7 separate regions of the Homo sapiens genome follow, and regions 1, 2, 3, 4, 5 and 6 are each linked to region 7. A link is a contact called in ENCODE Hi-C or POLR2A ChIA-PET data. All regions are on one chromosome and are shown on one strand. Each heading gives the region's core, a stretch centred on a gene start or an enhancer-like site at or near the end of the contact. The rest is flanking DNA. Distances are from core to core; before and after follow the strand shown.

Evidence for each region. Hi-C counts contacts between places; a loop is a spot of excess contacts on that map. ChIA-PET counts read pairs that join two places held with the same protein, here RNA polymerase II (POLR2A). Pooled maps may share reads with other maps.
Region 1: a loop to region 7 is called in a pooled map, with 6 times the contacts of the local background. The contact joins the enhancer-like site here to the promoter of BCOR in region 7. A Hi-C loop is called at or near these places in 4 of 37 single-sample maps with no recorded cell type and 4 of 50 pooled maps.
Region 2: a loop to region 7 is called in a map with no recorded cell type, with 5 times the contacts of the local background. The contact joins the enhancer-like site here to the promoter of BCOR in region 7. A Hi-C loop is called at or near these places in 2 of 37 single-sample maps with no recorded cell type and 3 of 50 pooled maps. POLR2A ChIA-PET finds 5 or more read pairs at or near these places in 1 of 52 experiments (HCT116).
Region 3: a map of naive thymus-derived CD4-positive, alpha-beta T cell shows a loop between it and region 7 (4-fold over the local background). The contact joins the promoter of CXorf38 here to the promoter of BCOR in region 7. A Hi-C loop is called at or near these places in 1 of 168 maps with a recorded cell type or tissue (naive thymus-derived CD4-positive, alpha-beta T cell), 3 of 37 single-sample maps with no recorded cell type and 10 of 50 pooled maps. POLR2A ChIA-PET finds 5 or more read pairs at or near these places in 2 of 52 experiments (T-cell and activated CD4-positive, alpha-beta T cell).
Region 4: a loop to region 7 is called in a pooled map, with 4 times the contacts of the local background. The contact joins the enhancer-like site here to the promoter of BCOR in region 7. A Hi-C loop is called at or near these places in 2 of 50 pooled maps. POLR2A ChIA-PET finds 5 or more read pairs at or near these places in 2 of 52 experiments (A673 and activated B cell).
Region 5: a loop to region 7 is called in a map with no recorded cell type, with 4 times the contacts of the local background. The contact joins the enhancer-like site here to the promoter of BCOR in region 7. A Hi-C loop is called at or near these places in 1 of 37 single-sample maps with no recorded cell type and 4 of 50 pooled maps. POLR2A ChIA-PET finds 5 or more read pairs at or near these places in 1 of 52 experiments (CD4-positive, alpha-beta memory T cell).
Region 6: a pooled map shows a loop between it and region 7 (34-fold over the local background). The contact joins the promoter of MED14 here to the promoter of BCOR in region 7. A Hi-C loop is called at or near these places in 1 of 168 maps with a recorded cell type or tissue (naive thymus-derived CD4-positive, alpha-beta T cell), 6 of 37 single-sample maps with no recorded cell type and 10 of 50 pooled maps. POLR2A ChIA-PET finds 5 or more read pairs at or near these places in 2 of 52 experiments (B cell and WTC11).

The regions. Positions count from the first base shown.
Region 1 is chrX:39,195,299-39,199,234 of GRCh38, reverse strand. All of the region lies in intron 2 of LOC105373175 (a long non-coding RNA gene), which reads left to right. Among named protein-coding and RNA genes, the nearest start is that of LINC01281, 130 kb to the left of the region's middle. Within about 2 kb of position 2,499, at least 4 of the 41 ENCODE cell types and tissues checked have a DNase peak (open chromatin) inside an H3K27ac peak, as active enhancers do.
Region 2 is chrX:39,438,276-39,441,716 of GRCh38, reverse strand. No RefSeq gene overlaps it. Among named protein-coding and RNA genes, the nearest start is that of LINC01283, 5.2 kb to the right of the region's middle. RefSeq lists enhancers at 1,025-1,074, 1,165-1,444. Within about 2 kb of position 1,401, at least 4 of the 41 ENCODE cell types and tissues checked have a DNase peak (open chromatin) inside an H3K27ac peak, as active enhancers do.
Region 3 is chrX:40,644,969-40,648,911 of GRCh38, reverse strand. It overlaps CXorf38 (chromosome X open reading frame 38), which reads left to right and starts at 1,351. Exons shown (of 7, transcript NM_144970.3): 1 at 1,351-1,607; 2 at 1,771-1,905. The coding sequence starts at 1,392. It overlaps MED14 (mediator complex subunit 14), which reads left to right. Exons shown (of 31, transcript NM_004229.4): 31 at 1-607. RefSeq lists silencers at 1,135-1,315, 1,151-1,450, 1,571-1,720 and enhancers at 1,971-2,170, 3,858-3,943.
Region 4 is chrX:39,142,788-39,146,345 of GRCh38, reverse strand. No RefSeq gene overlaps it. Among named protein-coding and RNA genes, the nearest start is that of LINC01281, 180 kb to the left of the region's middle. Within about 2 kb of position 1,250, at least 4 of the 41 ENCODE cell types and tissues checked have a DNase peak (open chromatin) inside an H3K27ac peak, as active enhancers do.
Region 5 is chrX:39,491,119-39,494,600 of GRCh38, reverse strand. No RefSeq gene overlaps it. Among named protein-coding and RNA genes, the nearest start is that of LINC01283, 58 kb to the right of the region's middle. Within about 2 kb of position 1,865, at least 4 of the 41 ENCODE cell types and tissues checked have a DNase peak (open chromatin) inside an H3K27ac peak, as active enhancers do.
Region 6 is chrX:40,733,491-40,737,106 of GRCh38, reverse strand. MED14 (mediator complex subunit 14) reads left to right here and starts at 1,565. Exons shown (of 31, transcript NM_004229.4): 1 at 1,565-1,909. The coding sequence starts at 1,695. It overlaps MED14OS (MED14 opposite strand), which reads right to left and starts at 1,417. Exons shown (of 2, transcript NR_169211.1): 1 at 1,317-1,417. RefSeq lists enhancers at 353-1,273, 1,274-2,195 and silencers at 1,228-1,317, 1,578-1,957.
Region 7 is chrX:40,096,642-40,100,468 of GRCh38, reverse strand. It overlaps BCOR (BCL6 corepressor), which reads left to right and starts at 2,511. Exons shown (of 15, transcript NM_001123385.2): 1 at 2,511-3,254. RefSeq lists an enhancer at 1-121 and silencers at 1,208-1,317, 2,018-2,187, 2,318-2,437, 2,458-2,687, 2,748-2,797 and 1 more.

The DNA.
Region 1 (3,936 bases), core at 1,250-3,749, 900 kb after region 7:
TGTGTTTTCTTTTTTTTATTATTATTATTACACTTTAAGTTTTAGGGTACATGTGCACAATGTGCAGGTTAGTTACATATGTATACATGTGCCATGTTGGTGTGCTGCACCCATTAACTCGTCATTTAGCATTAGGTATATCTCCTAATGCTATCCCTCCCCCCTCCCCCCACCCCACAACAGTCCCCAGAGTGTGATGTTCTCCTTCCTGTGTCCATGTGTTCTCATTGTTCAATTCCCATCTATGAGTGAGAACATGTGGTGTTTGGTTTTTTGTCCTTGCGATAGTTTACTGAGAATGATGATTTCCAATTTCATCCATGTCCCTACAAAGGACATGAGCTCATCATTTTTTATGGCTGCATAGTATTCCATGGTGTATATGTGCCACATTTTCTTAATCCAGTCTATCATTGTTGGACATTTGGGTTGGTTCCAAGTCTTTGCTATAGTGAATAGTGCCGCAATAAACATACGTGTGCATGTGTCTTTATAGCAGCATGATTTATAGTCCTCTGGGTATATACCCAGTAATGGGATGGCTGGGTCAAATGGTATTTCTAGTTCTAGATCCCTGAGGAATCGCCACACTGACTTCCACAAGGGTTGAACTAGTTTACAGTCCCACCAACAGTGTAAAAGTGTTCCTATTTCTCCACAGAGGATGTGTTTTCAAGTTCACTCACATGGACCTCTTTAGTGGGTTGTCTCATGACATGGTAGCTGGCCACCTCCAGAGCCAACAACACAACAGAGTATGAGAGAAAGCACCCAGAACCGAAGCCATGGTCTTTTTATAACCTAATCTTGCAAGAGACATCTCATCACTTCTGCCATAATCTATCCATTACAAGTGAGTCACTAGGTCCAGCCTATACTCAAAGAGGAGACTATTTCACAAGGGCAGGGATGAATACTACGAGGCAGGGATCTTGGGAACAAGACTCTTAGAGACTGCCTGCTACACCTTCCTAGCTCAGATTAATATCCAGTTATAACTTTCTGAGTGCATATTTCTCATAAGCACTCTGTATTTTGGGTGCCCTTTGGTCTCTTCCTTATGTTTCTGGAGTACTAGCTGATCGAATAGAGGATACCTAAGCCAATACCTTTCTAAGAAGTACATATAATGACTGGGGAACAAACTTCTGTCATCTAGATTACAACTTCCCTGAAAGCAGGAACTATCGTTATACTTCACAATCCTATGAACATCATGGATAGTTAATAAAGATTCTATTGTTGGCTGAATGGATTTGTATGATACAGTAAAAAGAGCTCTGACCTGAATCTCCAGCACTCAAGTTGTAGATATGGCTCAGGGTTTGACTATTTTGATGTTGGGTGAATCAGGACTTTGTAGAGCCTCAGTTTTCTCCCATTAAAACAAGGAGATTAGACCAAATATTTAAGGCATACAGTAATATGGTCTAAATAATTCCTCCTCATTTAAATTTCCTTTGGGGAAGTATATCAGACACTTCTAGAGACCTTCATCACCCCCTTGGCCCACCTCCAGTTTCAGCCTCAGCTGCAATGGGCAGACTTACCTTAAGCCAAGCGTCTGTCTTCTTTCTGCCCCTGAACCTTCATTACTTATGTGAAAGTTTGCCCAGGTCATGTGCTTGTGTAGCTCAGAAATGGGAGAAAGTTAACATCCTCAGGGACAATCCTCACCAGGGTCAGACAGTGGCTAGTGAATAAATGCCCCAACCTCCTGCCCTTCCAGTGGACAATTCTACAAGGCATTCTATATGCTTTCCTGGGAAATCAGTCCCTGTTGCCCTCCATTATATTGATATTTGTTCCTACTGTGTCTTAATCCCTTCTTTTTTCTCCATTCATTCACTTTACTTCTTCACTGGGATTACCTTTGAAATAAGCTACCTTCACCCAGGACTTTGTGTCATGCTTTGCTTTCAAAAGAACCCAAACTGAGAAGAGAAACCATTTCTTTCTCCATCCAGCCTCTGCCATGAAGGCTAAACCATGAGGAAGCTTGGATCAGGAAGACAGTATATATGGCATGAGTGAAGCTTCAACTAGACCAGAAAATCCTGCTCCTTCTAGCTCTGTCTGGATGAAAGTTTCAGAGAGGGGAGTTGTCTAATTGGAGTGAAGGAAAAGCCAATGGCAGAAGTGCAGTCATTTTACTCTCTGTCTGGGACTCCAGGAGGAGCCAGCCTAGCGCTGTGTACCCGCAGTAACCTCAAGTAGCTACTGGTGAGGCAGAGAGCAAGTCGAGTTAGCATTCCTGAGCTATCCTGGGCTCCATTTGGCACACAAAAGATGCCAGAAATGCTCAAAGGCCCCTAGGGGAACAGAGATGTTGGCAAGACACAGGCAGAAGAGCTCAAAAAAGGAAAAAATTCTAGAGTCAAGTGAGTGGATTGGGCCACCTGAATGGGAGATTGAATAGAGGTCATGACCATGTCTCAGGGGACATTCAATAGCAGCAAGGGCTGAGTACGGACTGAGTCAGCAAAGAGGAAACCACAGGTTCACTAACCACAGACTTCAGCAGTTGTCAGCGTTGTGGGACATCTGTTGTGGTGGAGACATGAAGCGCCCAGGAATTGGAATGATAACACTGATAGATCCCCTTCCTCCACCACCAGAAGGATGTAGCATGTTCCCACCCCATATCCAGGTACCATCTTGGAGAGGATCAAGTAAAGGAAAGCAAACTGGAGAGAGAGACTGCTCTGGTTTGAATATTTGTCCCCTTCAAACCTCATGCTGAAACTTGATCCTCAGTGTTGGAGGTGGCGCCTAATGGGAGGTGTTGGATGGGGGTGGATCCCTCGTGAATGGCTTGGTGCCATTCTGGAAAGAGTGAGTGAGTTCTAACTATTAATTCCCTTGAGAGCTGTTTGTTAAAAGAGCTCAGCGTCTCCTTCCTCACTCTCTTGCTTTCTGTTTCACCATGTGATCTCTGAACCCATCAGCTCCCCTTTGCCTTCCACCATGAGTGGAGGCAGCTTGAGGCTCTCACCAGATACCTGATCTTGAACTTTTCCAGACATCGGAATTGTGAGCCAAATAAAAACTTTTTGTCTTTATAAATTACCCAGTGGTAGGTATTCCTTTATAGCAACACGAAACGTACTAAGACAGGGACAATTTAAAGTCAAGGAGACTGAATTTCCAAAAGAGAGTTTAAATTATTGCAGTGGACCAGGTTTACCAGATCAGAACCAAGTTTTGTACCTACTTCCAGTTCTGTGGGGTCCACTTTGTGTGTGTGAGTGCATGACTATCTGCTTTAGAAAATTTTCTTGACCATGTGATTGGAGTGTGGAGAAATATTTAAACTCCTCCTGGGTGCTGGTTGGACAGAGAGTAGGAGGGGCTCAACCACAGATAGAGGGTCTCTCAGCTGGAGCAGCTTTCCATGCTCAAGCCAAGCTCATTTGGACTGTAAATGCTACATCAGCTGCAGATCCACCTCCAAATGTCTGGTTTTACCTAGGAGGCAGAAGTCAGGGGTCTTAACACACTCAGCAAGAACTGTGGAGGGAGGATGGGAGTAGGGAGGATGGCAGCATCTGCCCCTTTCATCTCCTTGGGCAGTCTCGATTTCCCTGCCCCCATCTCAGAATATCAAGGCTCTCTGCGTCCCCCTGTCTTTCCTGGCCTCCTCTGGGACACCTTCTCTACCAAGACAGTTGCTGAGGGTTCCCCAGGGCAGGTCGAAGCATGATTTGCTTTTCAAGCTCTGCCCACTTATTGATCTCCTGTCTGAGAAATGTCAGCAGCAGCCGGGAGCTCTCCCTGCTAAGGCACTTAGCTTGGAAGCCTGTGGTATCTGCCTGCATAAACCCTCCTGCCTCCTGCCTGTCTGGCTTTAGAACTATCCCCACCCCCACCTTGGGCAAAGTCTTCTAAGACGTGATGGCAAGAATCAAACAGCAACGTGCTCTGAACACTGGGATG
Region 2 (3,441 bases), core at 152-2,651, 660 kb after region 7:
TGCCAGATGTACAAATAAATACAGGACTCCCATTTACATGTGAATTTTAGATAAACAACAGATACATTTTTAGTGTAAGTTCTGTGCAATATTGGGGGCATACTTACACTAAAAATTGTTGTTTGGGCATATTTATACTAAAAAATCATTGTTTATTGGAAATCCAAATTTACCTGGGCATCTTGTATTTTCTCTGGCAACCTGAATCATGGCTGGAAAGAAGGGTGAACTAATTAGGAAACTGGAAATGATTACAAAGTCCTGGATTTTGTGTCATTCTGGACTGGATAAGGCAGATTTGTGAGCCTTTTAACCTTTATCATACCTAATCTGGGAGTGGTTTGCACCCCATCATCCTCTTGGGCACCCTATACAGCTAACTGCATGTGAGGACAGTCGGGGAGAAACATCACTCAAGGAGGTTAAGGAAATGACCACAACCCAGGGGTCTGTTCCCTGAGGTGAAAACCCTAGTGGCCTTCAAGGCTGTAGTCATACATTTCCCAGGTAGCCTTAGAAGGAGTAGCAGTACAGAGTGCCAACAGCAGAAAATGGAAAGTCTTAATCACATTCCTTTCTTTGGCTACCATCAGCATGACAGCAGTAAAATTGTGTTTCAGCAGCAGGGGGCCCAGCCAACCTGCTACTGGTCACTTCCCCACAGGGCCTGGGACTGAGGACTGCATGAGTGCTGGATACTAACTCCATGCCTCACCTTACTCTAAGCATGTCACAGAGATTAGCACATTTAATACAGCAACAACTCAAGGAGAGAGGTAGAACCTCAGATGAGGAAACTGAAGCACATTAAATCACTCAGCTCTGAGATGGGAGATCTGGCATCCAGACCCAAGCAGTGTGACATGGGTGATGTCACTTCTAGTCACTGTAACACACTCCTCAGAACTGTTCCTGGGACCATGAAATAGTGCATGTAAAGGACCCAGCCCAAAGTCACTGCCCAGGTGGAGTCTGAAGGTGTCCATTCCAGATATCGTCATTATTTTAATATTACTCTTATCCCCATCTTCTCTTGAGCCCTGAAAATGGCAGTCAGCCCTAGTGATGGTGACTGTAGAGAGACCAGGCTGGTCTGTCTTCCCGAGGGCTGCTGGGCAGCCCAGATAAACTTTTCAATCCCTTAATCCCCTTCACCGAGACTGCAGTCACCTCCTGCCTCCATCTTGCAGGCCATGAGTTTATCGCACAGTCAGAAATAGCTGCCAGGTCCCCTGGAAAACAAGCCTGCAAAAGAAGCCTGTGAAGCACAAGCTCCAGGCAGGAGCAAACCAAACAACAACCTGCACTGCGGTCAGGCAAAAAAGCCCCTCTGTGTTTGTTATCAATGCTGACCGGGTGCTGGGATGGTTTTGGTTTTGGTTTTCTTTTAACAGTGGCTTAGCTGTTTTTATAAGAGCTGAATTCTGATGCTAGGCCAGGCAGCTAAAGTAGAATCCACCCAATATTCCCCCTCCTTTTACAACTAGCCATAGGGAAGTCCTGAATTTGGGCTCCAGATCTCCCAGCTTTCAGGATACACTCATCTGGCCTCTGCCTTGCCCTCATCTTAAGTCCTAGAGTGTTGCTAACAGGGGCAAGATAAGGACACCGACAGGGTGGGCGCCTCTATATGCTGTCGGTGCCCCGCCCTGTTCCCTCAGCCTGTTCAGGCTGACTCCTAACTGCCAGTGTGTGTGTCTCTTTGCCTGATGGCTTTCTAGAAACTGTGGACCACCACACTGCCCGTGCACATGAAAGAATTACATGACTATTGCAAGCTAGTGTATAAACAGCCCAGCTCCATGAATGAGATAACTTGGATAAGGTTGTGCGTTCTCCACCAGTGCTACTTGAAGTGTGGTCTCCAGGCCCTTGACAAGCTGTGAAATGTTTATTGCTTGTACATTTCAAGGTACATACACAAATGGAAAGTTGGCGTTTACGAACGTTTATAGCAATTTGACATTGCTGTGACATTTTAATTGTATTTTTACAAAAGTATCCACTTATAATGGATTGATAACAACAGCAGACAACCTGGTACTTTCCCCAGACAGCTTGAGAAGCACTGGTCTCTCTAGTTCCTAGTTTCCCCAGTGGGATTAAACTCCAGTTGCCCACCGTGCCAGCCAACTTGATAATGCACCTTTGACTGGCTCCCTTTCGTTACCTGTCTCATTTTCCTACTCCGCTACCAGTGTTTCTTGCATTTCTCAAATAAACTATTTGCATTCATTTCTTTGTTTTGGGGTCGGCTTCTGGGGCAACCCAAACTCAGACACCCTCCCTTGTAAAAGGCTGCCCACGCTGCCATCTGCTGCCTGGGGCATGTCACTGGTGGCTCCTTCATTTTTTCCCCAAGGAATTAGGTAGCCCATTAAGGATGATAAATTTATCTGCCCACCTCTGCATTTCTTCCAGCATCCATGGCCTAAGGTCATGAAGTCACTGCCCTCGGCGTTCTTTGCTTTTTCAGAATGACACACTGGCTGGAGCTGACAGAAAACACACTTTCAGACAGTTGGCAGCCAAGAATCATCAATATTCTGCTTAATATTGAATGCCCCCCACTGCCTTTCTAAGATGGGCTCTTACAGGGCAATGTGGCTTCAAGATAAAGGTCTGAAGCATGCCCTGGGCAGCAGATAGTGGCATGGGTAGCCTTATACAAGAAAGGGTGTTTGACTTTGGGTTGCCCCAGAGGCCAAAGTTGAAACAAAATTTATAGGCTAGAAGGGCCAGTTAGAAAAACCTGTTCTTTTTCGGAAGTCACTTTTGCATGTACGTGGAATGCTTTTGTTCAGATATAAAGCACCCAGGCTCAGTCTGTTATGCCCTGAATCATTTTCTTGTGGCTCAGGGCCTCCCTTGACTTGAGTGCTATTATCCCTCTGCCTGTTAGACCATGCTCTCTATCTCTGGGCTTGCTCCTTGGTTGTTTACAGATTTCTCAATCTGTCTGCTCAGGCTGAAAGAGACCCCACCGCCCATAAAAACTCTGTGGTTCTAAATCATTTCTCTCTCTCTTTCACTCAACTCAGTCCCCAAAACTCCCAGAGCCCGGAATTAAAACCATCTTGAAATCCAAATTTGTACTTCTCCATCTAGCAAAGTAATTTTACCTTTGGCTTTTTGGGGGTGTTTATGTCGGTACTTCAGACATCCCTGTTGGCCACCAGTCCTCAGTGCTTGCCCTACTCTAGTGGTCTGGAGTAGAATGATTCTCTTGAAGCTTTTTACATATTTTGCAAATAATGTCTGTCCTCCCGGCTCGGCCAGGCTGGAGTCAGCAGGCCACCTGCACAAGCATGCACACTGGCTCTTAGGAACGTGTTCAGTTCTGGGGTAGGGGCTTGCTGGCACTAATGTACATCCATTTAGAAATCCCTCAATGAGAATGTGAGTGAGTCTAGCACCGTTTCAGGGACTGTGGCCAAGGGT
Region 3 (3,943 bases), core at 102-2,601, 550 kb before region 7:
TTGAGAATGGACAGTGTGTCTAAGGATGTGATTTAAATTTACTTAGGATGGATTTAGCATTGAGGTTATTAAGACAAAGTTAGCAGAGGCCAGCCAGCACTGTGCTGCACAACTCCAGGAACTCCATGGTATGCTCACAATTTTCTGCAAGTTGCCTCCACTTCCAAGTGGCCAGTGATTTGTTAAAATACCTTGCCCAAGAATATAACTGATTGATGAAAGGGCATATTTAGGTCAATATAAAATAATAGCAAGTATTTACTGAGAGCTTACTGTGTGCTAGGCATTTTCTTAATATTTCAATGTGTATTTAATCCTCACAACAACCCAATGTGGTAGGTTATTGATATCCTCTTCTTAAAAATGAGTAAATGGAGGCCCAGAGAAATGTAATTTGCCTGAGATCAAATTAAGGTTGCTTAAGATCAAACTGCTAAGAAGGGGCAGTTTGAGTCTGAGCTAGTGCTCCTAAACACTGGACATTTTTGCTGTGAACCACAGTCGGGAAGGTTTAATGTTTAGACTCTTTCCTCAGAGGCTTTTAACTACACACAATTTTGACATGTTTTCCAAGCTCAGAAAGCTCATTAAAAACAACTAAAACTGACCTGACTTGTCACTTGGAGTTGACAATCCCAGTGCCTTCTGACCTTTGTGGCACTTCTTTGGAACTTAAATCAGACTTCCATGTGCAAGGAGCACTAATTATCATATAATCAAGAATACTAGATAATTATCGTCTAACCTTTGCTAGGTGCTTCAGGATGCCCTTATCTGGCTCAGGTGTGCAGCCTTCTAGAATCCAAGTGATGTGTTGCCCTAAACAGGCAAACGCCCCCTTCTGGGTGGTCCAGTGGCGGGGGATTTTGAGTTTTGGGTTAGCTTGGCACACCGCAGGCAGCCAGCGGTCACGTTTCACTAATACCTCAATTTGCTACAGCTGGTCTGTGGGCTTAGGAACCAGTAACTCTAGAATTGTATAATGCAAAGAACATACACGATTCAAGCAATGTGCCCTGAGCACCTTGTACATCTGGACAATAAAAAAAAGTTAAAACAGAAGTGCCCTACATTAGGAGAGGGAGTCGAATCGGATGCTGACAGGGTCTCTGTTTGGGGGACGAAGAGGGCCTAAGGGTTTCAAATAGTTAACTGCTTCCCCAAGCACCAAAGTTGTTAGACGTCAGACGTCAGACGTCACCCAAGTGGGGTGGAGCCGACGTGCCCCGGAAGTCAAGATGCCCCGCCCCGGGATCGGTGGCACCGCGCCGCGCAGGCGCAGGCGTCGCTGCCGCCGGCGCAGGCGCCGCTGCCTCGGGTACTTCCCAGGCTCCGCGCCTGCGCACTGCCGTCCGCCACGCCCCGCAACCTCCTGGTTCCAAGTGGGAGACATGGTGCTGTCGGAGCTAGCGGCGCGCCTCAACTGCGCCGAGTACAAGAACTGGGTGAAGGCGGGCCACTGCCTGTTACTGCTGCGCAGCTGCCTGCAGGGTTTCGTCGGCCGCGAGGTGCTCTCCTTCCACCGCGGCCTACTCGCCGCAGCCCCCGGCCTGGGGCCCCGCGCCGTCTGCCGCGGCGGCTCACGGTGCAGCCCTCGCGCCCGCCAGGTGAGCACCTGGCTCGGGGCCTTGACCACCGCCCCCACCCCACCCCTCCTCATCCCCGTTCCTGTCCCAGACCCAGAGCGCAAGTGTCCTGTTCCCTCCGCGATGCGGGGCCCACCGCGACGTCCCTCCCTCCTGGGCCCCTCCTCACCGCCGCCCCCTGTAGTTTCAGCCTCAGTGTCAGGTGTGCGCTGAATGGAAAAGGGAGATTTTGAGACATCATGTCAACAGAAATGGAGATGTGCACTGGGGAAACTGCCGGCCGGGCCGCTGGCCCGTGGACGCCTGGGAGGTGGCCAAGGTAAGCGCCTGAGGCGGGGACGGAAGGAGGAAGCGGCGGGTCACCCAGCACTCGGGGTGGCTATCTGGTCTTGTGGTCGCCGGGGCCTCATAAACAGATGCAGAGAGAGAGATTGATCAAGGGTCTAGGCGGTTCAGGGGTGGTATGCGGGACCCAACCCAGCTTAGTGAAGTAGAAGCTTTCTTCTACCCGTCTGCTTCCTGAGGGCATTTGAGTTTGTTACCCCTGCTTGGAAAGTTACAGGAAAGAGTTCTACAAGAGATACTGGGGCAAGATGCAGAGCGAGCATCATGAGCACAGGCAGGGAGGGAGGGAGACTCTTGTGTGGCCTGTTTGAGGGTAAGGCTCGCTGAACAGCTCATCAGCTCTTTTTTGGCTATAGGATGCCGTAAGGATGACAGAGTAAGCCAAGGGAAGTTAGGGCTAAAATAGCACCTTAAGTGCCCAGTTAAAGGCACTTTGGGTAGCTGGGAATGGGGTAGGCAGCCGGATCTGTCTTCAGATCTTGGCAATGTCACTTACTAAGTAGATCGAGTAGGAAATTTTTTTGCCCAGTAAGGGACGGAGAGGGACAGCCAGAAGTGGCTTCCTAACACAAATTGACTTTAGCAGTCAGTCTACATGCCAGTAGTTATCAGCAGGCACAGGGTGGGCACTGGAAAGGAGCAGTGCCTGGGAAGCAGATGATCTGAGTCCTGGATCAGCTGCCGTGGTGTGACACTGGGCCAGCTTGTGCTCCCCAATCTCAAAAATGAAAGGACGGCCGGGCGCAGTGGCTCACGCCTGTAATCCCAGCACTTTGGGAGGCCGAGGCGGGCGGATCATGAGGTCAGGAGATCGAGACCACGGTGAAACCCCGTCTCTACTAAAAATACAAAAAAATTAGCCGGGCGCAGTGGCGGGCGCCTGTAGTCCCAGCTACTCGGGAGGCTGAGGCAGGAGAATGGCGTGAACCCGGGAGGCGGAGCTTGCAGTGAGCGGAGATCGCGCCACTGCACTCCCGCCTGGGCGACAGAACGAGACTCCGTCTCAAAAAAAAAAAAAAAAAAAAAAAAAAAAAAAAAAAAAAAAAAAAATGAAAGGAATTGGGGCCGGGCGCGGTGGCTCATGCCTGTAATCCCAGCACTTTGGGAGGCCAAGGTGGGAGGATGGCTTGAGCTCAGGAGTTCAAGACCACCCTGGATAACATGGCAAAACCCCGTCTCTACAAAAAAATACAAAAATTAGCTGGGTGTGGTGGTGCATGCCTGTAGTCCCAGCTACTCAGGAGGCTGAGGTGAGAGGATCACTGGAGCCTGGGAAGTCGAGGCTGCAGTGAGCCGTGATCACACCACTGCATTCCAGCCTGGGTGACAGAGCAAGACCCTGTCTTAAAAAATTGAACTGTATCAGGGGTCCCCAGACTTTTGGGTATCACGAGCCGGTAAACCCACCACACCTACACCATCTTCCCCATTTTTTTCCACTGCAGCCATAGAGTTGCTGACTTCTACTTCTACCTAGAAAAGAGAAAAAAAACAGAAAGAAAGAAAACTCTGCCCTTTACAATGCCTGTCCCTCATCTGTTTGGTCTGCGTTGCTGCTTTCACACCATTGGAATCCTCTTGTAGCCTGTACTACCTCCTTATACCACTCTTTGCTCCTCTTGGTTGCTGTCACCTACAGACCTTCTAGTCCAACCCCATCCTCTCAGTTTCTGGGCTCCTGATTCCAGCATCCTCTGCTTCACTCCCCCTCAGCCTCCGGCTTGCATGCCCACACCCTGGACCTTGGCACAGAAAGTCTCAGTGTCTAACATCCTGCTGGCCTTTGGCACACTTATTCATGCACCCCTGCCCCCAACCCTGTGCCCCATACTACTTCCGCCTCTTTGAGGCTTCCACTGCTTCCTGAATACCCAGCACCCTCTGTCCTCCTGCCTGCCTTTGTCACCTCAGCTAGCCCAGATTCCATGGCCCATCATTATAATCCGTCCCTTGCTGTTATCTCAGCTTTTTTTTTCTCCTTTCTCTGAACTTGCCTGGCCCAACTCCAGTCC
Region 4 (3,558 bases), core at 1-2,500, 950 kb after region 7:
TCACCTTGGGCAGGACACGTGCTCATGTTTTGGAAGTTTCATGCCTGCCACTCAATTAACCCAAATTCATAAAATCATGTATAAAATGTGTGTCCTGGCTTTTTCTTCTTCCAGGCCCCCATCTCCCAGGTTTCTAACCCTGGGCTTAACTTCTCTAGGTAGACCTTCAATCTGCCATCTCTGGTGTAGCATGGGCACAGATCTAATGCTTTCCCACCCATTCTCTACAAGAACCTGTGTTCTCCCTGTCACAAGTTTGTCTTTGGCAGCCCTGGGCAAATAACCTCTCAGCTCAGCCAAGCTCTGGAAACTTTTCCAGGGACAGTCTGTGATCTGTTTTAGTCCTCTGCCTATTCCTTTGACTATTTATAAACTCCTTGAGTGTGGTGGGCATTCAATTGTGTTGCCTAGATCCCCCTTCAAGGAAGGACTTGATGTCCAGCTCTGCAGACAGCTTCCAGTTGTCAGCCCCTTCAGAGTCTGCCTAAACGCTGAGACTGGCCTTGTCATGTCCTTTCTGGGGTGGCCCATGTCTGGTTTAGTGAGCAAGGCAGGGCTGTAGAAACCTGGCCATTTTGGTCTGGTGTTGTACCCTCTGAGGACAGTCTTTGTTCCAGAGTTTGCCTGACTGGCGGAGGCTTCGTTGGGTCTGCATCACACACAGTTCCAGGTCCTTCTTTGCAGAGTTTTTATTTCTCCCCCTTCTTTTCACAGGTGTTGATCCCCCACAGACATCTCATACCCAGAACTCTGCCTCAGCATTTGTATCTGGTGATCACAACATGTAGCTCTGGATCAAGGGGCATGGCTATGCCTCTCTGTGTCCCTTACAGCACTTACCTGTGGGGTTTGCTTTAGAAGACGACTTGCAAATGTTTGCTGATTGAATTGCTGCTAGTAATTACTAACATTGAAGGAGTAGGCCCATGTACCTGGCACCAAATGAAGCAGGTAGATCATTTTACATGAATATATCCTTCAGTCCTCAGAGAACCCCATGAGAAAAGCACCATTATTTCTCCCTTTTTCACAGATGAGGAAACTAACGCACAGAAAGTAAGCAACGACGTGAGAACATGAGCCCAGGCAGTCTGACTCCTGAACCAAAACTCCTCCCCCCCATGTTGGAGCTAAGCTCTAGATGCAGCTGACTGTTGATCACTAACAGTTAACAGGAACCATATGGTGACACGAGGCAGTGTCAGAAAGCCAAAGGGGAACTGACACAACGTTGGAGTGGTAGGCATTCATGTGGGACTGGCTGGCTCGGAAACTTTCTGAGCCTGTGTCTTCCAGCACATCTGTCTCTGTTTTCTCCTCCTAAAAATCATGTCATCATGGACTGCCTGAACTAGCAGCAAACATAGCTTAAACTCGCTGTGGTACAAAGCAGGAGTAAGCCCAGAGAGGTTAAGGAACATCCCCAAGGTCACAGAGCTCGTTGGTTTCTAGCCCTCAAGACCAGCCAGGGTTTCCACCTCATCCCACTCCATCCCCTCTCCACACCACACCTTTCCCCTTCTTCCCCTCTACATCACACCCCAAAGCTCTCTGGTAGTTAGTTGGTGGATGTTGAGGCAGGAAGGGCACCTCCAACTTGGCAAGGCCAACTGTGGAGTCAGAAATCCTCTGCCTTCTCAGTCAGGCCCTCTTGCTGATTCAACTCCATCAGCATTCCAAGCACCTCTGAAATGTAAAGGCAAGGGGATTGCAAGAAGGGTAGTTGTAAGAGTGATGCAACAGCACTACCTCATTTTTATTGCTACCTTGCCCAAGTTCTATTATTAAATTTCTCACTTCCCCTTAACATTAAAACCTAACAGCACGATGGCAAGTGGTTAAGTGCTATGAAATCAAACAAGCCTTGGTGTGCAACCCACCTTACCTCTTTCTAGCAGCGTGACCTTGAGAAATTTACTGAAATTCTTTGAGCATCAGTTCCTTCCTCTGTACAGTGAAGCAAATAATGCTCAATAGTGACTTCGTAGGGTGGGGGAGGGATAAATGAAAGAATGAATATGGAAGACAGCACAGGGCTGCTGAACACAGTAAAGCTACTGTAACTTGTAGCCATTGTTATTTTTATTAAAGATACATAAGAGATAACATATGTGGCACCCAGTAATCATTAATCCAACATCCTCAGCAGGGAAGAACAAATCAGCACATGCATTAATTAGAGTTTCTCATAACAGAAAGGATTCAGCTGATGTGTGCAGTGCCTCTCAGGAGAGAGGCAGGACCAGACTCGCCATCTCTGGATCAGAATCTATCCTAAGGCAGTCCCAGGCCACAGAATCCCTCTTCTCCAAACTCATCACTGATATTGCACCTATAACCCTCATGATTCAGGTTTCCTTAAAGTGAGGATGAAGGCAGTATGACTGAATCAACAAGAATAGGGGTGGAAGGCTGGAGTGGGAGAGATATGTGATGTTTCAATAACTTGGTGGACTGAGCTAACAAGGACCATGCTCCCACTGCAAACACAGAGAGATATCTGATAAAACATAATGAAAAAGTAAATAAGTACACAGTTTGAAAAGGAGGAAGGAAGGAAGGGAGGGAGGGAGGGAAGGAGGGAGGGAGGAAGGAAGGAAGGACGAGCAGATGGAGGGAGGGTAGGTGCAAGGGAAGGAGGGAAGGAAGGAGGGGAAGGAAAGGAGAGAGAAAAAAGGGAGAAAGGAAGAAAGGAAAAATGAAAGGAATCCCCATATTTCAAAAGGAATCATCCATTTCAATCAGCAGCATTCATTGACTTAAGGCTGAAATGATACAGCGAGTAACTAGAGAATGGGATTTCAAGTTTTGAAAGCATGACCAAAAAGGTGACAGAGCCTAGACTTCCAAAGCCCTTAGACATCACATTGCATGATGCTGTAAGATCAGGCCTCCAGCACTAGGCTACAGGGAGAAAGTCCGAAAGGAAGAAGAGCCTTTGTTGCTGGAGGAATCCCCGAGAAAGGGGATTTCTTGCTATGCTTTGTCCACCCATCCTTCCAACCCACCAGACCAAACACCAGATAAGTCTGGGGAACCCAAGTGCTCAAGGCTGTTTTTCTTATCCCATTATCTCGTTTGAGTTCACATACAATATGGGCTTGAGAATAAAATAGATCAAATCCTGGGTCTGTCACTTTCTATCTGTATAACATTGGGAGGATTATATGATTGCTGTGTGTTCATTTCTTCAACTATAAAAAAAAAAACAAAAATAAAAACAATAAACATGTCACTACCAAATATATAGAAATCCAATTCTTAATCATTCTCAATCCCTGCTGGAATAGGACACCCACACGCATGCACACAAATTCTCTCTCTCTCTTTTTCCCTGAATGTATGAGTCTGGAATCTTCTGCTTGCAAGTGACAGAGACTCATTTTAAACTAGCAAAAACGCAAACTGAGCGGGACTTATTTATTCAAGGAACTGAATTTAATGTGGTTATGTTTCTTTGGCCCCTTTCTTAGCTTGTCCTTGCTTTCTTTTCCTTGCCCTCATTCTCTCCTACTGAAAACAGCTTCATCCCTGAGCTGGGAAATTGCTTAAAGCACC
Region 5 (3,482 bases), core at 616-3,115, 610 kb after region 7:
TATGTTGGAAGAATGAATGACTAACTGAAGTTACTCCATGTCTTTATAGCCAGTGTTCTGTGCTTCCCCAAGCCCTCCCTGGTCAGACTCAGTCTCTTAAACTTGCTGCAAATGCACCAAGTCATAGGATATCTAATAAGCCTTCAGGTTCTGAAGACCTGGGGAAGGAGGGCCATGCACCATGCTTTGCATGGTGGAAAATGAGAGCAGGCAGCTGCAGAGCCAGCCCCGGTCCCTTGAAAATGGAAAGGCCATTCTCAACCTTGCCTGCACATTGGAATCACCTGGGAAAGCTTTAAACAATTCTGAATTTTGGGTGTCATCCCAAGAGATTCTGTTTTAATTGGTGTGGGTGTGACCTGAGCATAAGGATTTTTGAAAGTTTCTAAGATATTCTATTATGCTGCTGAAGTTGAGAGCCACTGGACTAGGAAGTTCTGTACCTGGATGGAATGTCTCAGGTCACCTTTGATTAAATGGGATGATGATATTGGAGATGGTCAAGGCATTAGGTTAATTGGGCTTTATCATTTAAAATTCTGGAATGTCTGCATTTCAGGAAATGAATGATTCCTAGACTGAAGGAAGCTGTTCTAGTTCAGCAGTAACTGCAGAGGTTCTCAAACTTAAGGGTGGATTATTAGAATCACCTCTAGCGCTTATAGAAATACAGGTTGTTGGGCCCCACCTCTAGAGTTTCTGATTCAGTAGGTGTGGGGAGAGGCCCCAGAATTTGCATTTCTTAAAAATCCCCAGGTGACATGGATGCTGCTGGGCTGGGGTACACATTTTGAGAACCACTGATTTACTGTGAATTATATTTGGAGCTAAGCTTAGTCTCTTGAGAGTAAGTTTTACTTTCACTTATTTGTTCCCCACTGGTTTATCCCTCAGAAGTGTTCCTTAGGGACTGTGTATTAATTAGTTTTTCCTGTAATCATGCTGTGTAACAAACAACTCCCAAATGTCAGTGACTTACGACTGCAAACATTTATTTCATACTCACAAATGTGGAGGTTGGCTACAGTTCAAGCCATGCTAGATTTGAATCCAGACTTCAGTTTGGATTCATACTTGCTCCACATAGATTTATTCTGAGACCCTGGCTGAAATAGCAATGGCTACCTGGAGCATGCTTATTTCATAACAGAGGACAGAAGCTTCAAGAGGGCTGGCAGAAGCTTAAAGCTTTAACTTGTAGCTGACACACTATCAGTTTCACCCACATTCCACTGGCCAAAGCAATTTCCATGACCAAGCTCAGAGTCAGAGGATGGGGAAATATACTTTGTCCACAGTAAAAAGTGTCAGGGACAAGGAGTAAAGAATGATGGACAAACAATATTACCTATCATAATTTGTTAGATGTCAGGCCTCATATGAAGTTTTGAAGAGACATAGAAAGATAAAACAGAGTCTCGGCCTCTGAGAAGCACAGGTTGGCAAGAAAGACAAAGATACAAGGAGGTACTAGAAATGAGATGCAGGATGAATGAGCAGCAGGAACATGCAGGTGGGAATGGCCCTGATTGCTGAGATCTCTACTATCCCACACTGTGCAACCAAGGCCCTTGGAACTGGGCCCAGGCTGCAGTTCTGGAAGCCAGGGCTGTGTGCGGGAGTAGCTGAGTCGGCACACAGCTACAGAGCATGGAGCAAAGGGGAATTGAGTCTGTGCCTCGGCTGAAGCAAGTTTGTTCCAGAAAGTCCAAAGTACCTAGTCCAAAGCAGAGAATAGCTAAGAGGGAGAACTGGCTTTTTATCAAAGGGCTGCCACAGAAAACAAGAAATATGAGTGCACCATTAGGGAAGTGAAGCCTGTGGGTAATTTGTGGTGGCAAGGGGACGGAGGAGGAAGGACTGTTTGATGGGGTGCCTACTGTACTGAGCTTCAGGCAGCAAAGGTATTACGAAAGCCGTCAAGTTGGAGGACAGGAAAAGGAAAACTGATCTGGGCAACTTTCCCAGAGGAGCAAATATTCCACCTGGGGCATAGCTGGTGAGTAGGAGTTTGTTAGCAGATGGAGGCTAGATGATAGGAAGGGGAGTGTTAGGAGCTTAGGTGACAATTCCAGGGGCACTCAGACTCCTCTCTTTGCCAGTAAGTTCCTGCAGTTGCTATCTTTGCCCCAGTCCACTCTTCATCCTCACCCCCAAGCTCCAGGCTGTCATGATGCCCACAGCTGTCTTTGTGTTTCCAGGTCACTGAGGTTTTATTGCCTCTGAGGTTCAATGATTTTGTCCTCCTCAAGTAATTACCACTGAAATTATGTTGTTTGATTTCAGAATGATTACAAAACTCTCAGACTCCCAAACAGTATCACTTAGACTGAGTTTTCTGGGGACTGGTGTCCAGAACTGACATCCCCAGTGCTAGGTTCAAACACAGGATTTGCCAGAACTCTCCCTCTTCAGCTACCCTTCTTATGTGGGTGAGGGGAGAACCCTGCCTCCTGGGAGTCTTTGCTCTGCTCCCAGAGGCTAGGCCAAGTTCCGGCCATCATCTATTATTAGAGAAGCACAGTAAATCCCCTAAGATGGCACGATTAAACACTCTAAGGTTTTGAAGTCATCTTTCCAGGAATCTAGAGGCCTGCATGAAAATTTGACTTCTGGGAGTCTGCCATGACATCCTCAAGCTCCTGAGCTGGGTGAGATAATGAGGCCAGCAAGACCTCAATTTCATAAAGAAAGGCATTTGAGATGGAAGGAAAAGCTAGCTCAAAGGCACAAAGAGGTAAACACTCTGTTGGTGTCAGTAGCGTCTGCTCAGTTAGATATGGCTGAGCCAGGCTAAGCAGGGTGGGTCGAGGAGTTAACTGGGGGTGGGGAGTGGAGAATGAGGCTGCATGGGAGGGAGGAGTTGGTGGATAAGGGGGCGGGGCTTTATGTAGGCAGCAGAGACCATAAAAGCTGTTCAAAAGCGGAAGTGGCACTTTGCAAACTTTATCACGTTTCCTCTGAAAAGTCCCGTTGAATTCGGGGGAGACTGGAGAGAGATCAGAGAGAACCCTGGTTAGGGCCATGTTGTCGGGAAGCTTGGAAAGAGAAAATTCGAGAACCTTTAGTCTTTTCGGCATGAGTTGCAAAGTCAGCCTCCTACAGGGATGGGACAGGGATGTAAGGGAATGAGCAGGCTGGTTTTTCCTTCTTTTTTCATTCCAGAATGGCATCCTTGGCTTTGTTGTGTTCTGTGGGGAAATGCTTTGCATAGTAATGACATAAGAAGAGTCTCCAATTCCACCAAGATATATGTTCACTACCATTTTCCTTTAAAGACACAGCCCTTTCTTTTCTGCACCTTTGATAGAGACATGGGTATAGGAAATATTTCATTCTCCTCTTAATAGCACCATACCAGACCCACAAAATGAAAAAAAATGATTTATGGCAACTGATAGCTGGCCTCACTGGAAGTGAGTTATAGGGAGCACTGGGGTTGTGGAAAGCTAAGTGGGGATGTCCAGACCCAAAAGGGAGCC
Region 6 (3,616 bases), core at 316-2,815, 640 kb before region 7:
TAGCCTGATTTGCTCATTCCACAATGGTTACATGTTTCAAAACATCACATTGTATGCCATAAGTATATACTATCAATTAAAAATAAAAATAATATTTAAAAATAAGGTAGCTGCCTTCCAGCAACTGTATCTGTAAGGGGTATAAATAATCCCAATGCATTTTAATAACTAGCACAATGATATTCTGTTTCAATGTGCTTTAGGACCACCAAGGGAGGGAACAAGTGAGCTTACACCTTCAGAAGCAGATGAACCGCTTTCAACAATGATAAAGAATTACCCAAGTGATGACAGTAAGAATATTCTAACCTTAGGGAACATCATGAACATCTCTTACACCAAGAGGAGATGAAACTGCAAAAAGATGTTTGAAAGGGGTCGCAGCAACGAATGCTTCTAATAGTGAATCTCTACGTTAGGGCATGTTAGAATCACCTTAGGAAAGTTCAAAAATTCCCCAAGCCCAGACCTCAAGCCAGACCAATTAAATCTGAATCTACAGGGGTGGAACCCATATATCTAAGTATTTTTTTAAAAAACAGCTCCTCAGATAATTGCAAAGTGCAGCCAAGGTTGAGAATCGCTGTTTTAAAGCAGGTACAAAAAATTAAACGTGGACTTTGATGGGGGGGACGGGAGTGTCGGTAGGCATGGATGAACTGAAAAGCCCTTCAGAATAGAGCGGTGACTGCAAGAGCAAGGACAAAAACTATATGAGAGCCCGTGGCAGGGGATTTAAGGGCCGTTTTTGTGTGGGACTGACAGGATTTGGGGGATGGTGACGACCTCAGCATACACCCGACTCTATTAAAATTGAGTTACTCTGCCAGCGGCCCTGTCTCTACCCGCAATCATATTTTCTAGCACCTTTTCCCACAGTTTGGAAAAAAAAAAAAAGGGGCGAAAACGTTCTCCCACGTAACGCGCCGTGGACGTGTATGGGAGGAGCAAAGGCCTGAGAATCACAAGCGCGCGGCCGCTCCCATTTCTTCGCGATTCCAGAACCAGAATTCACGAACATTTAGAGGAGGCCTCCCCTGGCTGTGTTTGTGCCCCACTTAGGAAGCGATGGTGGATTTCTCTGGGCAAATTGTCGCCTTTACAACGCCAGGGGGCGGAGGCGGGAGGGAGAGCGGCGAGGGTAAGGGCGGGGCAACTGCTGACGTTCCCGGTGACGACTCCGGCTCAGCCCTCACCCTGGTTTCCGGCGGCGCGCGGCTCCCTTTTCCGCTCTCCCGCGCGCTCACAGGTACCGCCTCACTCCCACGCGCCCCCCAGCGCTGCGGTGCTAGACAGCTGAGAGAACAGACACAGACCTGTCGGAAGGTCCTCTGCAGGTCCCCCTTCCGCTCTGCCGATCGACTTCCGCCTCGGGCAGTCAACATGTACGTTGCGGCTGTCTGGCGAAGCTGCTTCTGAGCGTTTGCGGAGGCGCAGCTTCCCCTCTGCGGGGCCGCCCTGCTTCCCCCCCATCCCCGCCTCCCCCCGCCCCTCGCTCCTGTCCCTGGGGTCGGCGGACTTCTCGCTACATGGGGGCGGGCTTCCGCGGTCGGCGCACGGCTTCCTGTTCTGAGGCGGCCCGGCGGTAGGCGGTGGCGACTCTGCCCGCTCCCGTTTCGGCGCGGTGACCGAGCGCCCGGGAGGCTCGAGGACCGCATCGTGTGCCGTTGCGCCAAGCCCGGTCCTGCGCCGCCATGGCCCCAGTGCAGCTGGAGAACCACCAGCTGGTCCCGCCCGGAGGCGGCGGCGGGGGCAGCGGCGGACCCCCGTCAGCCCCAGCCCCTCCTCCCCCGGGAGCCGCCGTGGCGGCGGCCGCTGCAGCTGCGGCTAGCCCGGGCTACCGGCTGAGCACCCTCATTGAATTTCTGCTGCACCGGGCCTACTCGGAGCTTATGGTGTTGACGGACCTGTAAGTGCCCCGAAACCCCTGCCTGTTCCCCAGCCCCCCTTCCCGCCCAACCGGCTGAGACGTTTGCACCTCCCTCTCCCCGAGAGGCTGCTGTGTTCTCCGCTGGACTGCTTAGTCTAGAATTTTTGAACTCCTGGGGTTCAGCAGAGGTGGAGAAGAAGCTTTGTATCTGGGGTCTTCCTGGCAACGATGCAACAGAGACTTGTTAATTTTGCGTGTTGTTACACTTCCACTGAAAATTGTGTGAAATTTTTGTCCGAGTTCCCAACAGAACTCTCTTGATTTCTTGGCTGGAATACATAATATTCGAGCTTTTAGAAAAAACTCTATAGATGGGAAATTTGTATTACAGCCTCTTGACGATACGTTTTAAATGTAAGCTGTTATTGCTTCTAAGTTAATGCAGGAGCTACATACGTTGTGTATAAAATACAAATTTGAATTCAAAGTACTTTTTTTCTGGAACTTTTGAGTGTTTGAGGTCTTAATGAAGTTAGTGTGAGTAAAATTTTTTTGTAAGTAGTCTGTTATTTCTTGGAGTATGAAGGGGGTTTATAAATCACCTAGTTACCCATGAAATGCCTTGGGGCATGATTAAGTTGTTAATCCCTTCAGAATAGGATCAGAATATACTAACGAATTTCAGTGTGTGAAGAAAAGGCACCGTAACATTTTGGGACTCTGTTGTACATCTTATAACCCAGGTTCAGAAAAAGTTAATCAGAATTTTATTTTTTATCTATTGCAAGACTTCAGATCAGGGTTATCAATTGAGATACATTAGTATGCAGATATTAGGCTCTAAAGCGTCACAGTAATTTGTTTTTAGAGACTGATAACAGATACTTGTTTGCAGATGACTGAAAGAGTAGGCTCTACTTAACTCCTGTAAAACGTCATTCTCAGTTTTGATGTATTGTACTTTTTTGAATGGGACAGAAAAAAGTAGTGTTAAAGAAGCCTACCCATGGCTAATGAGAAATTTAAATCGCTGTCAGGTTTAGGGACTATTATAATGATATACCTCTCTGCACCATTTATTGTTGGATTTCATAAAAATCCAAGAATATCCATGAGAAAGTTTCATGTATGTGCCTATATAGAGCTGTGGGAAAAAAAATGTTGAAAACTGCTGCTATCGGTGGTGTAATTTGCTTTTCCATAGGGGATTTGTAGAAATTCCTTGAATTGTGGTTGTCTTTTTACTATTTTAGGACTTGGCTTATGAAGAGAGGAACATCTGTTTTATTGCCGTAGAATAAGTATGTAGTTATAGTCCCACACCCTTTATGTGATGGTTCCCATATTTGTATCTCCAGCACAGACCTCTCTGATGAACTCCAGACTCTATATCCAGATGCCTACATTTCAGTATCTTGATGGGCATTTCAACATAGCAACTCCAGCACCAAACTCCTGATTCCACTGTCCTCCCTCCTGCAGAACCTTCTTTGCTATCTCACTAGTCTCTCCATTCTTCCTGTTGTTGCTCAGGCCAAATATTTTGGAATAACTCCTGGCTCCTCTCTCTTCACATCCTACATACATCAGCAAGTCCTGTTATCTTTGACTTCAGAGTCTGACCATTTCTCAACACTTCCACCAAGTGCTGGTCCAAGCCACCTAATCCTTCACCTGTGTACTGCAATAGTCAGTTCACTGGTATCTCTGTAGTTCCCTTGCCCCTTCTATAGTTTCTTCTCCACA
Region 7 (3,827 bases), core at 1,262-3,761:
TTTACATGCGACTTCGAACTCCGAGAAAAGCCTGTGCCTGGGGGCAGAGTTGGGGAGACGAGGGGAGGGGATAGAAGGTGGCTGGGCGCCGGGCCAGGGCCTCTGCGGTTCGGCCTAACCGAGCCGGAAGAGCCTGGCACGGCTCCACACTGGCCCAGGCCAGTTCTCCCGTCCAGCCTGCAGCAGCAGAGCGGCCTCCTCGCCTGGAACCACGTTCAGAGTTTCCCCACAAATACCCAGCTTCAGCCTTCCCGGTTATTTTTGACTTGTTTTGAATAAAAGGAGTCGCTTCAAAAAGAAATGTTGCCACAACACACAACCAGAGGCCTTTTCTCCAGCTGTGTCTGTAACTCGCATGCGTTCAATCTAATAACTTTTAATGTCTGGTCCTAAAATGTCTTTATAAAAAATAGTTTTACAGCATAATAGTCCAGGTGTCTTTCTGCTTGTTACCGGAGATTAAAAAAATGTGTGGGTTGGCTTGCAGAGATATCCACCCCCAGAAAGACCAGGAAGAAAAAAGCGTGCATTCCATTCTGCAGGCGCTGGTCCTGGAAGCGTTCGCGGCCCAGCCTGGCTGGGCACTGCTCGCGGGGGCACTTGCTCGCCTGTCTTTTGCATCAGTTGTTATAAGCAGCTCTGGAGCATGAAGATTTAATTCTGCCGAAGTTTCGGGTTTCAAACGGTAGAGATGTTTCACTTCTGCTTTGAGAAGGGCTGTTTTTATAACTATGTGCTGAGAACTAAAACAGAATGAATAAAATCGCACCTAATACCAGTCCCACAGTCAGTAGTGAGTCTAATTTTTAAAAGGGAAAATATCTGCTAGCTAGAGCTGATTTTGGCCTTGACCTTGACTTAGTAATCAACTTGAGATGCTTTTGATTATTTTTGGCATGGGGACACTCCAGGATATTTTAAAAACTTTCCGTGTGGATTTACAAGCCACCTCCATTTCAGATTTATGTTTCATGGAGCCTGCACCATCTTGTCCTTAGGCAGAAAGAGACACCCCACCCCCTTCCCAGTATAAAAAGACCCTAGTGGGCAGCCGAATGGGGTCACCATTGGCCGCGAAGTCCGGGCCCGCAGTCTGGGCGCGGTTAGTCCGGAATACCCCCTCCCCCACTCCTACCCCTTCCCGCCAGCTTCACCAACTAGGGCTTCTCGGCTCGCCCTTGAGGCTTTGCGCTCCGGGGAGGCCGGAACCTCGCTTCTCCGCTTCCCCCTCCCTCCCGCCTGCCCCCGCCCTCCCCCCGCGCCCAGAGCCGCGCCGGGTGCGCTGGAGAAGCTCAATACGTGTCAATTGAATTGAACTGCTGCGGGCGCAGGCTGTACGCCGCCGCCAAGCACCGATCAGCACGACGTTACCGAGTGGAAATTTATGGGGCGAACGGTGTAAGCCAAAAGTTGCTCCCTGTCAAGGAAAATAAAACGCGGGAGATAATCTCCCAACGCCGGGGCGAGGGGCCTGGGCAGCCCCTCCAACCATCAGAGGTACAGACCGTGAAAATGCTCGAGAACCGGGAGAAATACAGGCGGATCTCCGCTCGCCGACCGCCCCCCACACGCCTCCCGGTGCCTCCACGGGCTGCTCCCCCCTTCCCCCACCTCCAAACAATTCCCACACAATTGAAACGTCCGGGGAACTCGGGCGCGGAGTTCAGGCGGAACGGCCACCGTTGCCTGGGGTGGTGTTTTCAGGTAGCTTTTAACACCGAAATGGGAAAGGGCTCCTCTGGGAGGAAGGGGCAAACTGGGGTGGGGGTGAGCACGGGAGCACACAGGCCACGCTCCGCTGGGTCTCGGAGGGGACGAGGCCGGGAGAGCGCAGCGCTGGTGGCAAGAGGCGGCGGCAGCGGCTGCTGCCGCTGGGGTTTGACAGCTTTGGCTGAGCGGAGTGCGAGGCGCTTTATGGTAATTGCGGTCCTCCACTGGCCTTCTGGGTAGCGAGGGGAGTCTCGGCGCGCGGCTGGGAGAGCCGCCCCCGCCGCCCCCATCCCTTCGGCTCTGGCTCTGCCGGCAGCCCTCGCCGCCGCCGCCGCCCAAGTCGGTCTCCGGCTCGCCCAGGACGTGCGCCCGGGTCGGGCGTGCGCAGCCAACTCGGCCCGAGCTGGGGAGGGGAGGCCGGGGGACGAGGAGGGGGGGCGCCACCCAAGTGGTCCGGGGTTCGGATCCAGAGAGGCCAAAACGTGCCGGGCCGTGCATCGATGACGGCCGGGGAAACTCGGGCAAACCTTTCCTGGGGAATCACCCCTCCCGAAACCCCGCCGCGGAGGCGCCGCAGCGGAGGGTGAGCGGAGACTGGCGGAGCTCAAACTTGCGAGAGCTGGAGGCGGCGGCGGGCGGGCGGCTGTCGCCCGAGCGCTGCGCCTGCGGGGGGAGGGGAGGCGGCTGTTGGGAGGGAGGGAGGTAGGGCGGGCGGGAGGGAGGACGGGCGGAGGGAGGGGGAGGAGGAAGAGGAGGGAACCAGGGAGGGGGGACGCGTTGGGATCGCGGCGTGCGGCGGCAGACGGAGCCTGGGCTCCCAGCGGCAAGGTGAGGCAGAGCTGCGCTCCTCGCTGAACGCGGGCCGAGCTCGGCGGCTGCGGGGGAGACGCGCAGGAGCCCAGACCGCGACCGAGAGCGGGAGCTAGGCGGGCGGCGGCGGCGGAGGGGGAGCCCGCGAGCCGCCGGGCGGAGAGCCCAAGCCGCGCTGTCGCCGCGCAGGGACGACTTGGCCAACACTCACACACACTCACACACACCCAGCCCGAGCGGGCGCTCGCGGCGAACCGTCAACATGGCGCTGGGGCTCCTGCCCGAGCGCGGGCGGCGGCGGCAGCGCGGGAGCTGCTGAGCTCGGCCAAGCCCAGTCCAGCTGCGGGAGCCCGGAGGATCGCACGGGGCTGTCGCCACCTGCCCGGAGGCCCCGAGCCCGCCCCGCCCCGCCCCCACCCGGCCCAGAGCCCACCCCTCGGCGGGGCCGACCCCGAGGGCAGCCGGCTGCCAGCAGACGGCGAGGGAGTCGAGTGAGCGCGGCGCCGCGAGCGGGCTGCGGGCAGCCGGGGACCGCAAACTTTGCTGCTCGCCGCGCTTCTCCGGCCCGGCTCCTTCTCCGCTCGTTAACGTCGCCAACCCCCCCCACCCCTCATATCTCTCTCCACCCACCCAACCGCCCCCCGCTCCTTCTCGCCGCCTCGAGTCCGCTTGGGGGAAAACTTCAAAGAGCCGGATCGCAGGCTCCCTGCCTACTCCCCCACCGGGGATTTCAGGTCAGTGCCCGGAACACCTTTCCCCCGGGAGACCGCGGACGGGTGGGCGGGCGGGCGCGCTGAGGGCTGCAGTCGGCCCCCTCTCCCGGGGCCCCCTCCCGCAGCGTACCCCGCGAAGCTTTTGCCTCGCGCTTCCCTTTGGCTGCTTGGCTCGCTTTCGTTTTTATTTCATAGCTATGTTATTTAAAATGCAGCCAACCTAAGCGGCCCCGCGTGGGCACCAGGGAGGGAGGGGGCGCGGCTGGGGGCCTGGCGCCTCCCGGTGGGCCAGGAGGAGAGCAGGGAGTTCGCAGAGTGGAAGTTTGCAGCCTGTGTGTGTCTGTGCGCGGGAGCGCGGTCGCCGCTGAGCGCCGCGAGTCGGGCGGAGGGGGGGGAGGTGGGCTGGAAGCTGGGAAGCTGGGTTCGGCGTTAGCTCGCGAGCAGGAAGGGGAGGGCAGCGGGTTGCCGTCTGCTTTCTTTTTCGACTCGGGAAAGAACTGTAAAAACCCCCAGCCGCCGCCACCGCCGCCTCGTCTCGCCTCTCCGGGGGCCGGTCGTTCCTCCAAGTGGAACGTCGGCGTGTGCGTGCGCGAG